2 separate regions of the Homo sapiens genome follow, and region 2 is linked to region 1. Evidence: chromatin contacts called from ENCODE Hi-C or POLR2A ChIA-PET data. All regions are on one chromosome and are shown on one strand. The core of a region is the stretch at or near the end of the contact, and the rest is flanking DNA. Distances in the headings are between cores, read along the strand shown. Region 1 has its middle 48 kb from the start of MIR4522. Region 2 overlaps KSR1 (kinase suppressor of ras 1).

What was found. A loop is a pair of places that touch in the nucleus more often than their neighbours do. ChIA-PET counts read pairs that join two places held with the same protein, here RNA polymerase II (POLR2A). Pooled maps may share reads with other maps.
Region 2: a pooled map shows a loop between it and region 1 (3-fold over the local background). The contact joins two enhancer-like sites. A Hi-C loop is called at or near these places in 6 of 37 single-sample maps with no recorded cell type and 7 of 50 pooled maps. POLR2A ChIA-PET finds 5 or more read pairs at or near these places in 1 of 52 experiments (activated CD4-positive, alpha-beta T cell).

The regions. Positions count from the first base shown.
Region 1 is chr17:27,243,437-27,247,704 of GRCh38, reverse strand. No RefSeq gene overlaps it. Among named protein-coding and RNA genes, the nearest start is that of MIR4522, 48 kb to the left of the region's middle. Within about 2 kb of position 2,309, at least 33 of the 41 ENCODE cell types and tissues checked have a DNase peak (open chromatin) inside an H3K27ac peak, as active enhancers do.
Region 2 is chr17:27,530,240-27,534,507 of GRCh38, reverse strand. The region is part of intron 1 of KSR1 (kinase suppressor of ras 1); the gene reads right to left. Among named protein-coding and RNA genes, the nearest start is that of KSR1, 76 kb to the right of the region's middle. RefSeq lists a silencer at 1,432-1,617. Within about 2 kb of position 1,692, at least 16 of the 41 ENCODE cell types and tissues checked have a DNase peak (open chromatin) inside an H3K27ac peak, as active enhancers do.

The DNA.
Region 1 (4,268 bases), core at 1,060-3,559:
AAACTCCCACACAGAGCCAGCAGCCAGCCTTCTTCTTGTTTCCATGCCAGGGATCTCGCTCCTATTTGCCCTTAATGTATCTTCCTGTTGACACCCAGCCAGCAAACTCATGTTTGCTCTGCGGTGACATCCCCAGGATGCACCAGGCCCTGGGCCTGACATTGTTCTGCAGTCCTTGCCAACTAGGTCAGCGTCAGGGAAGGCAAACAGCATATTTCAGAGGGTGACAACATAAGGGCGTGAGAAGCAGCCAGAGAGAGCCCCCCACCAGGCTCCCTTGGCCAAGACACTGGGGACCTGTCCTCTGGTTGAAACCTCCTATTCCTGCCTCCTCGACCCCCACTCCCCAGATGAAGGTGGATGCTACTGTGTGGGGCTGGAAATATAAAAGCACTTCCCCAGGGCAGTGATGGGCTCTGGGGAGCCATTGTGGTGGGAAGGAAGATAAGAAACACTTAACCTCAGAGAGGTTAAGCAACTTGCCTAAAGTTACTCTGCATTAAAGCTTTGAGTCACTTGCATGGCTAGAAGTTCTTGAGCTGGATTCTATCCTTTAAAAAAGATTCCAAATAACATATACATCCCATGGTAGGGAATTGGTTAAATTAATTATGCTCCAGTCACACAGTGGAATAGTATGCTGATGCTAAAAAGAGTTTGGCATGCTTTAAGTACTGATATGGAATTGTCACCAAGATGTGTTTTTAAGTGAAAAAAAGCAAGATGCAGAACAGTGTGTATAGTATTCTACTATTTGTCTAAAAGGAGGCAAAAGATACATATACAGTCATCATCCCTCCATATTCACAGGGCATTAGTTCCAGGACCCCTGCAGATACCAGTATCTAAAGATGCTCAAGTCCCTTATATAAAATGGCATAGTATTTGCACATCCTACTGTATACTTTAAATCATTTCTAGATTACTTATGATATTTTTATTTGTATTATTTTTTACTATTTTTATTTTTATTTGTATTATTTATTTGTATTTGTATTTTTTACTATTGTACTACTATTTTTATTGTTTTTTTCAATATGTTTTGATCTGCAATTGAGTGAATCCATGAACACAGAACTTGCAGATACAGAGGCTGTGGATACAGAGGGTCAACTGTATTTGTAATTGCTTGTGTCCAAATAAAGTATCTCTGAAAGGACACATAAGAAATTAATGACATTGGCCAGGCACAGTGGCTGGTCCCAGCACTTTGGGAGGCTGAGGTGGGTGGATCACCTGAGGTCAGCAGTTTGAGACCAGCCTGGCCAACATGGTGAAAGATTGTCTCTACTAAAAATACAAAAAATTAGCTGGGTATGGTGGTGGGCACCTGTAATCCCAGCTACTCAGGAGGCTGAGGTGGGAGAATACCTTGAACCTGGGAGGCAGAGGTTGCAGTGAGCTGACGCTGCAGCCTGGGCAATAGAGCAAAACTCTGTCTCAAAAAAAAAAAAAAAAAAAAAAAAAAAAGAATCACAGCTCCAATCAAGGAAGCAAAATTTTTCCAGAAGCTCCCAGAATTCTTTGGCTTATACTTCATTGGCCAACTATGTTATGTAACATTTTCAGCTGCAAGAATGTCTTGGAGAGAAAGTAATTTTCCCTCAGACTTTATGGTAGAGGGGGTGAGTATGGTGGCATGTCTGTGGTCCCAGCTACTCAGGAGGCTGAGGTGGGAGGATCAATTTAGCCCAAGAGGTCAACACTGCAGTGAGCTGTCATTGCATTGCTGCACTCCAGACTGGGCAACAGAGCAAGACCCTGTCTCAAAAAAGAAAAGAAAAGAAAAGAAAAATAATGAATAAATGAATGTCCCATGCTCTGAAGTCCATCCCCAAATCTCAAGTTAAGAGCCCTGCTTCCTAGGATGATTAAAAATTGAATCCTTTAATATTTGTCAAATGCTGTGCTAATCCTATCAGAAATTACTGGTGAGATTTGAGAAGGGGGATTGGTAAGGAGCATCCCTTTTCCTCAGTGTGAGTTCTAAACTATTGAGACATAAAGGAGTAAGATAGGTATGGATTGCAGTATCACCCTCATTGCTGATAAAGGCCCGGATTGAGGGTGTGGCTTAGATGAACCAGGCAACAACCAACATCCTAATGTCATACCCAGAATTAGACCCACCTGCCTGGTCATAGGCAGGACTCAGACATGCGGGCCTCACTGCAGGGCTGGCTGCATGACAGCTGTGCTCGCCAGCTGCCGATGGGAGGCCCCACCCAAGGGAAAGCAGGAGGCAGGCAGAGCCAGGCTTACACTGCCCTCTGCAGCTCACAATCACCTCCTCTTTCCAGGAGGGGCTTGCAGGAAGGGGAGAGGCCAGGAGGCTGTAACACTAACGGAAGAAACATACGGGAAAGGAGTCTTTTCCCAAATCCCCAAATTATCAAGATTGTACTGTTTCTGTTTCTCCACATTAAAGGAGATCACGCCAGCCACATTTCAGGGCCTGGTGCTCAAAAATAGTAGGTGCTTAATGCAAATCAGCCTCCTTTCCTCCTCTTCTCCATTCAAATTCTTTCTTAACCAGGGTAGGAAGAGATTAGCCTTCCCTTCCTCTTTAATGTACGGAGACTTCATTTCTCAATTTCTCTTCATTGCTCAATTTCTCTTCCTGTGTTGCAATTCCCCAAGCATGTGACTTTCATCTGGCAACCCTAGCCCTGTGCTATTGGGATAGTGGAGTTATGCCTCATGCGTCATGTTCCTGCACCACTAAGTCAAATTTCACTTAACAGACTCAGCTGCCCCTGCTCTGTGGAGGGTCTCCTCTCCCTTCCTCCTCTAGGACTCATCCATCTTCTTTATGCCCCACTTCCAACAGGTGGAGGACATTTATCTTCTTTTTGGAGCCACTGGGCATTTGAACTCCTTTCTCATGTTTGGGGGACTCCTACTTTATGATTGGATCGGGAGGAGGTCCTCACCTTCTACTAGAGAAACGGAAATGTTCCGTTTCCCCTTTCTCAGCCTCCCTTTTGCAACTACAGCCAGCGCATGTGACGAGGGCTGGCCAACCAGAGGGGCCTGTGCCAGACCTTAGGGGAGCGTGGGGGTTCTGAGGGAGGCCAGGACTCCCGAGAATGTCCACTGTGGATGGTCGGCAGTGCAGCACATCTGAATTCCTGGCACAGCAGGGGCCGCTGAGCCGGCTGGGGACACATCGAGGTTTCTCGGCACATAGGGTTTGGGTTCCGTCGGGGGGTGTTGTCCCTGACTGTGCAGCTTTAAACCTAGTTTTAGGGTCTTGTGGTGGTTCTGTGAGCTGCCTGTTTACCTTCTGATACATTTTCTTCTCCATTCAGGCAGTCGGTGTTTATAGTTTGTAGCTAGAAACAATGACAGTGAGGCCGTAATTGAGTCCCTGACTTGGTCTTCCAAGCCTGACGTTCCCACTGGTTCTCCCTTGAAGTCAGAGAATACTTCAAGAGTGCACAGGCCTCATCTCAGGAAGGACATGGGTGCGCTCACCTTGTCCTGCAGCCTCTCTTCCCCTTGGTGGTGGGGAAGGCGGTGCTGTGGACAGTGACTAACTCAGAATAGGAAACAGGCATATTGATCTTCATTTTGTCAAAATCAACCCAGTGACCTCAGGCAAGTCACTTCACCTCTCGAGATTTTCTCACATGTCAAATGGCCTGGGTGGAGATGCCAGACCCAAAGATGCCCCAATTTTAATACCGTGTCTGTTCTCGAAGCTGGAGTCTCATTTTACTACTTCAGCTTCATGGAGTGTTTTTGTTTATTTTTCCTGTAATTACTTATGGTAACCATAGTTCAAGCAACAAAGCTTGATGGACTATTACTTTTATTGCACCTGCCAGTCCTGGTTTCCAGCCCCAGACTCAGCTATGTCCCAGCTTTAAAAGTCCAAGAACCAGGACTTTGCAATAGAGGGATTACAATAATGTGCATTCGAACTATACCTGGGGACTGGGGGTTAGGAATTCTGTCTTGATACCACTTATGAAAGGTGTCCCTTTTACTTATGGCAGGTGGGTGGTTTATAGAACAAGCCCATTCAATCTCTTTGGGGCTTGAATCCTGGCTCTGAGTGGCTGTGAGTGGCCTTGAGTGAGTGACCTCATTCAGGTTCCCACATGCCATTTAATACTCTAACTCATGGAGTAGGGCTGACTTAACCTTCCCAAGAAGTTGTGAGTTTCTCAGGTGCAGGGTCCATGACTTAAATACATTTTGTATCCCCCATCTTTACCCCTCTCTCACCTTGACATACGTGTATACCCGTTTAGGGGTAGAAC
Region 2 (4,268 bases), core at 443-2,942, 290 kb before region 1:
ACCACCCTCTGCCTCAGTTTCCTTATCTGCAAAATGGGGGAAGAGGGGGATGTCTATTGCTGAAGACATCAGGCCTGCTATAATAGATTAACACTCATTGTCAGCCATCTCTATCATGAAAATTCCAGTCTCTTGTACTCTTTGAAAGCAGTTAGTCTGACTTGTTTATTGCTTTAAGATTCTTAAACACATTCCTGGATGACTCCATCTACATGGCATGTCCCAAGCTACCCTGGTGTATTCCTTGAAAATGGGCAAACGTAGACAAGGCCAGGCGTGGCTGGAACACACTCACACTGAAAGGATGGCTTTCCTGGCCCTTACTTTATTCTCAGGTCAAGAGCTGGGCACACCCGAGCCAAACTGTGCAACACGAACCTCTGAGCACAGTCTGTGCAGAAGAGGGAGGCAAACCAGGATGGGTAACAAGATGCACACAGCCTGAAGAAGCAAGCCGAGGAGAGGCCTGGCCCCCAGGCTGCAAGGGGAGCTACTCTCCAGACCTGGATAGTGGTGACATGGCTGAAAAAGACACACACACACGTGCGCACACGCACCTGTCACCTTGGACAAGCTCTAGCTGAACAGGGTGGGGATGCATCTCAAAATAAAGAGAGGCGGTATGCTGCCAAGCTCTCAAGAAATCAACTGACCACCCTTATTGAAGAAATTAGACAATGACAGCTAACTCCAACAAGGGTGACTATTATGCGCTAGACACTGCTTTAAGTGCTTTATGCGTACAGACAGCCCTTAGGATCTGTGGGTTCTGCATCCATAGATTCAACGGCAGATCAGAAATCTTTTTAAAAAAATGAATGGTTGCGGCTGGGTGCGGGGGCTCACACCTGTAATCCCAACACTTTGGGAGGCCGAGGCGGGCAGACCACAAGGTCAAGAGATCGAGACCATTCTGGCCAACATGGTGAAACCCTGTCTCTACTAAAAATACAACAATTAGCTGGGCATGGTGGTGTGCATCTGTAGTCCCAGCTACTCGGGAGGCTGAGGCAGGAGAATTGCATGAACCCGGGAGGCAGAGGTTGCAGTGAGCCAAGATTATGCCACTGCACTCCAGCCTGGTGACAGAGTGATACTCCATCTTAAAAAAAAAAAAAAGAATGGTTGCATCTGCATCTGTACTAAGGGGGCTTGAGAATCTGTGGATTTTGGTATCCTCAGGGGTTCCTGGGACCACTCCCCCATGGATACCAAGGGACAACTGAATTAACTCACTTAATCCTTGCAACAAACCTGTGAGAGACGCCCTATCACAACTATCCCCATTGTACAGAGGCGTAAACTGAGGATGAGGAACAGTCCCATGTCATGCGGCTAGTAAGTGGCAGAGCAAGAAACTGAACCCAGGAAGTTCAGCTGCTCAGCCCATGCTCTTAACCATGGGCTACATTACTTCCTTAAATGACTGAGACTTTTGGGGTGCCTACTGTCCATCAGGCCAATGCTGGGCATCTTGGTACAAATGTTCTCATTTATAAAAAAGGACTCAGAGGGTCAGGAAGCCAACCCAACGTCACCCAGCTGGTATGTGTCAGAGCCAACTTAAACTCATAAGAGGCTGATGCCCCACGCTGCCCCTCCAGGCTTGAGGCGCTGGGTCTGACCTTCCACAGTTTGAAGGCTGACCTTTCCCACTGTGCTCCACCAGCAGTGATGCAGATGGAGACATCACTGACCCAGAGCACACGAATACTGGTGAGGAGCCCCAGGGATGCTCTGCCACCTGATCAGAAGGAGGCCAGAACCTTCCAGAAAGCCTGTTGGAAAAGCAGCGCCTGGGAGAGAGTCCACCAGCTCCAACCTCTTTCCTAGCACAGTCCTCTCCTCCACAGCTGCCTGTAAGCCACATCCTACCCCGTCCCACCCGCTGACAAAGAACCAGAGCGAGGGCCTCCTGCTAGTTCTCCAGTTGCAAGGGCTCTCTGTGTTTAGCTTTCTGATGTAACAGCTCGAAGCGGAGATGCACGCACTCACTGTTGCATAAGACCCGATTTCGCTCACACAAACCTCAGGGCAAGTCAGTCTCAAGTGCTGCGGGCTGGAGCACAGGGTGGCCTCACAGAGCAGCCCGTACCTGAAAGTGCTCTGCCGCGCAGGACAACACATTCCCAAGGAGGCCAGTTCTCCCACGGCCTGTTCCCAGGTGACCCAGCTACCATAACCCTCCAGGTGGAGGATAGCTCACCCGCACTGAGAAAAACCGGGCAAACCCCACAGGGCTCTGCATCTCCTGCCCTCTGACCTTTGCAATTGGCCCCATCTAAGGACCACGTCAACCAGTGAGGATTATTAGCAGGACCAGACCCATCTTCAGATGTCTGAAATGCCTTTAAATTACAAAATCCTTGGATGTTCTAAGACAAGAAGGGCCTAAGGTCATCTCACAGAAATAGATGAAAAACTGATGAGGAAACTGAGGCCCAGAGAGGGACAACGACTTAGTCAAACTCACACAAAGTAGAAGGCAGTGCCAGGACGGTCTCCTGGTTCTGTCCAGCACTCTTTCCCCCATACTGGATGGCAGAAGTCCTGGGTTCAACCTGCTGTGAGCGAGTGGTCTAGCTGGTAACGCTGGTTCCCTATTTTTATTTAACAAACAGGGACTGTTTTGAGAAGTGTATAAAATGCTAACTCATTTCATCTGGGGAGGTGGGTGTTATTACTATCCCCAAGTGGAGATGAAAGAGAGATAAAGTAACTGTCCAGGGTGGGAGGTGAACCTAGGCAATGTTACTCCACCATCCAAACCTGAGCCTTGAGTGCCACAGTGGCCTTTGTCACTGCAGCTCCTCAGGGCGCTGCTGGCTATATGCTGAAGTGCTCTCTGGAGCTCAACAGCATGCCCCAAGCAGCTGCTCAGAGGAGCAGGGCTGAAGCCACCTCCAGCACAGCACACATCTCAGCAGCCCCACAGGAGGGGTTCTCCCCCAAGCACTCGCCCACAGAACACAGGGGCCAGATCTTCCATGACGGATCCGAGTGTGGGACCAGGCAGAAAATGGACTCAGGTATTCACTACACCCCCTCCAGAGACCTGCAACATGTGACCAGGGCCACCCCCTCAGCTTACTGTCAGGGGAAAAGGTTTGCCAGGCAGCCCCTTCAAAGGCGTGGCCTCCCCGTCACCTGCACCTTCTGTAACCCTGGGCCTGTGAGGCAGAAGGGGGCCGCCCTGCAGTGCCAAGGCCATGACCCAGCAGGCAGGACTCTGCACCTTTGTGCACAGCCTCCTCGAGGTTCAACATCTTGAGCTTTCTTCCTGAAAAAGGAAGCTGTTTCTCAACATATTGCTACACATGGAGACTGAGAAACACAAACCGAGAGGCGAATAGGGCACTGGCCCCAAGGGAGGAGAATGAAGCGGGGAAGGGCTGGTATGGGCCAGTCTGCCTGAGGTAACCAGCCAAAGGGACAAGGAAACGCCCAGCACAAACTTGTCCATCCCGACATTGTTTACAAGAGGGACACAGTGCAAACAACCCAAAGCCCCAACAATGGAAGCACAGCTAAGGAGGTGATGGTAAAACCACTTACTAAACTATGACAGAGCCACTGAGCAGGTTTACAAAAACATAGGAAGTTTTTTGTGTTATTTTACTAAGCGACAGGCAGGACAAAAAAATCTACATGATGGATGGCAAGAACTACGTAAGCAAAACCTCGCACACAAAGTCTTTGCCTGGAAAACACAACTGAAAGAAAACACAGCAGAAATGTCATCTGTGAATGGGCTGATCTGAGTGGGAAGGCTATAGGTAATTATTTTCTTCCTTCTACTTTTCTGTGTTTTCCAAATGTTCTCTAATTACTGCGTACTGATTTTATAAGGCTATGAATGGGAATAATACATTTTAAAATGTCACAAGAGGAAAAGGGAGGGTGCTGGTGCTTCTCTTCTAGCAAAGGGAGAAAGGTCCAGGAGCCCACGGTAGACGTACTATTTGGAGCCGATCCCTGCTCAGGCCGCCATGCCCAGCCTCACCACTAAGGTCGGCTTTGCTGGTTACTCCATCTGCCCTGCTGGGTCTTTTTTTTTTCTTTTGAGACAGGGTCTCACTCTGTTGCTTAGGCTGGAGTGCGGTGGTGTAATCACGGCTCAGTGTAGCCTCGACCTCCCAGGCTCAAACGATCCTCCCACCGCAGCCTCCTGAGTACCCGGGACCACTGCCACACACAACTACACCCAACTAATTTTTGTATTTTTTGTACAGACAGGGTTTCACCATGTTGCCCAGGCTGGTCTCAAA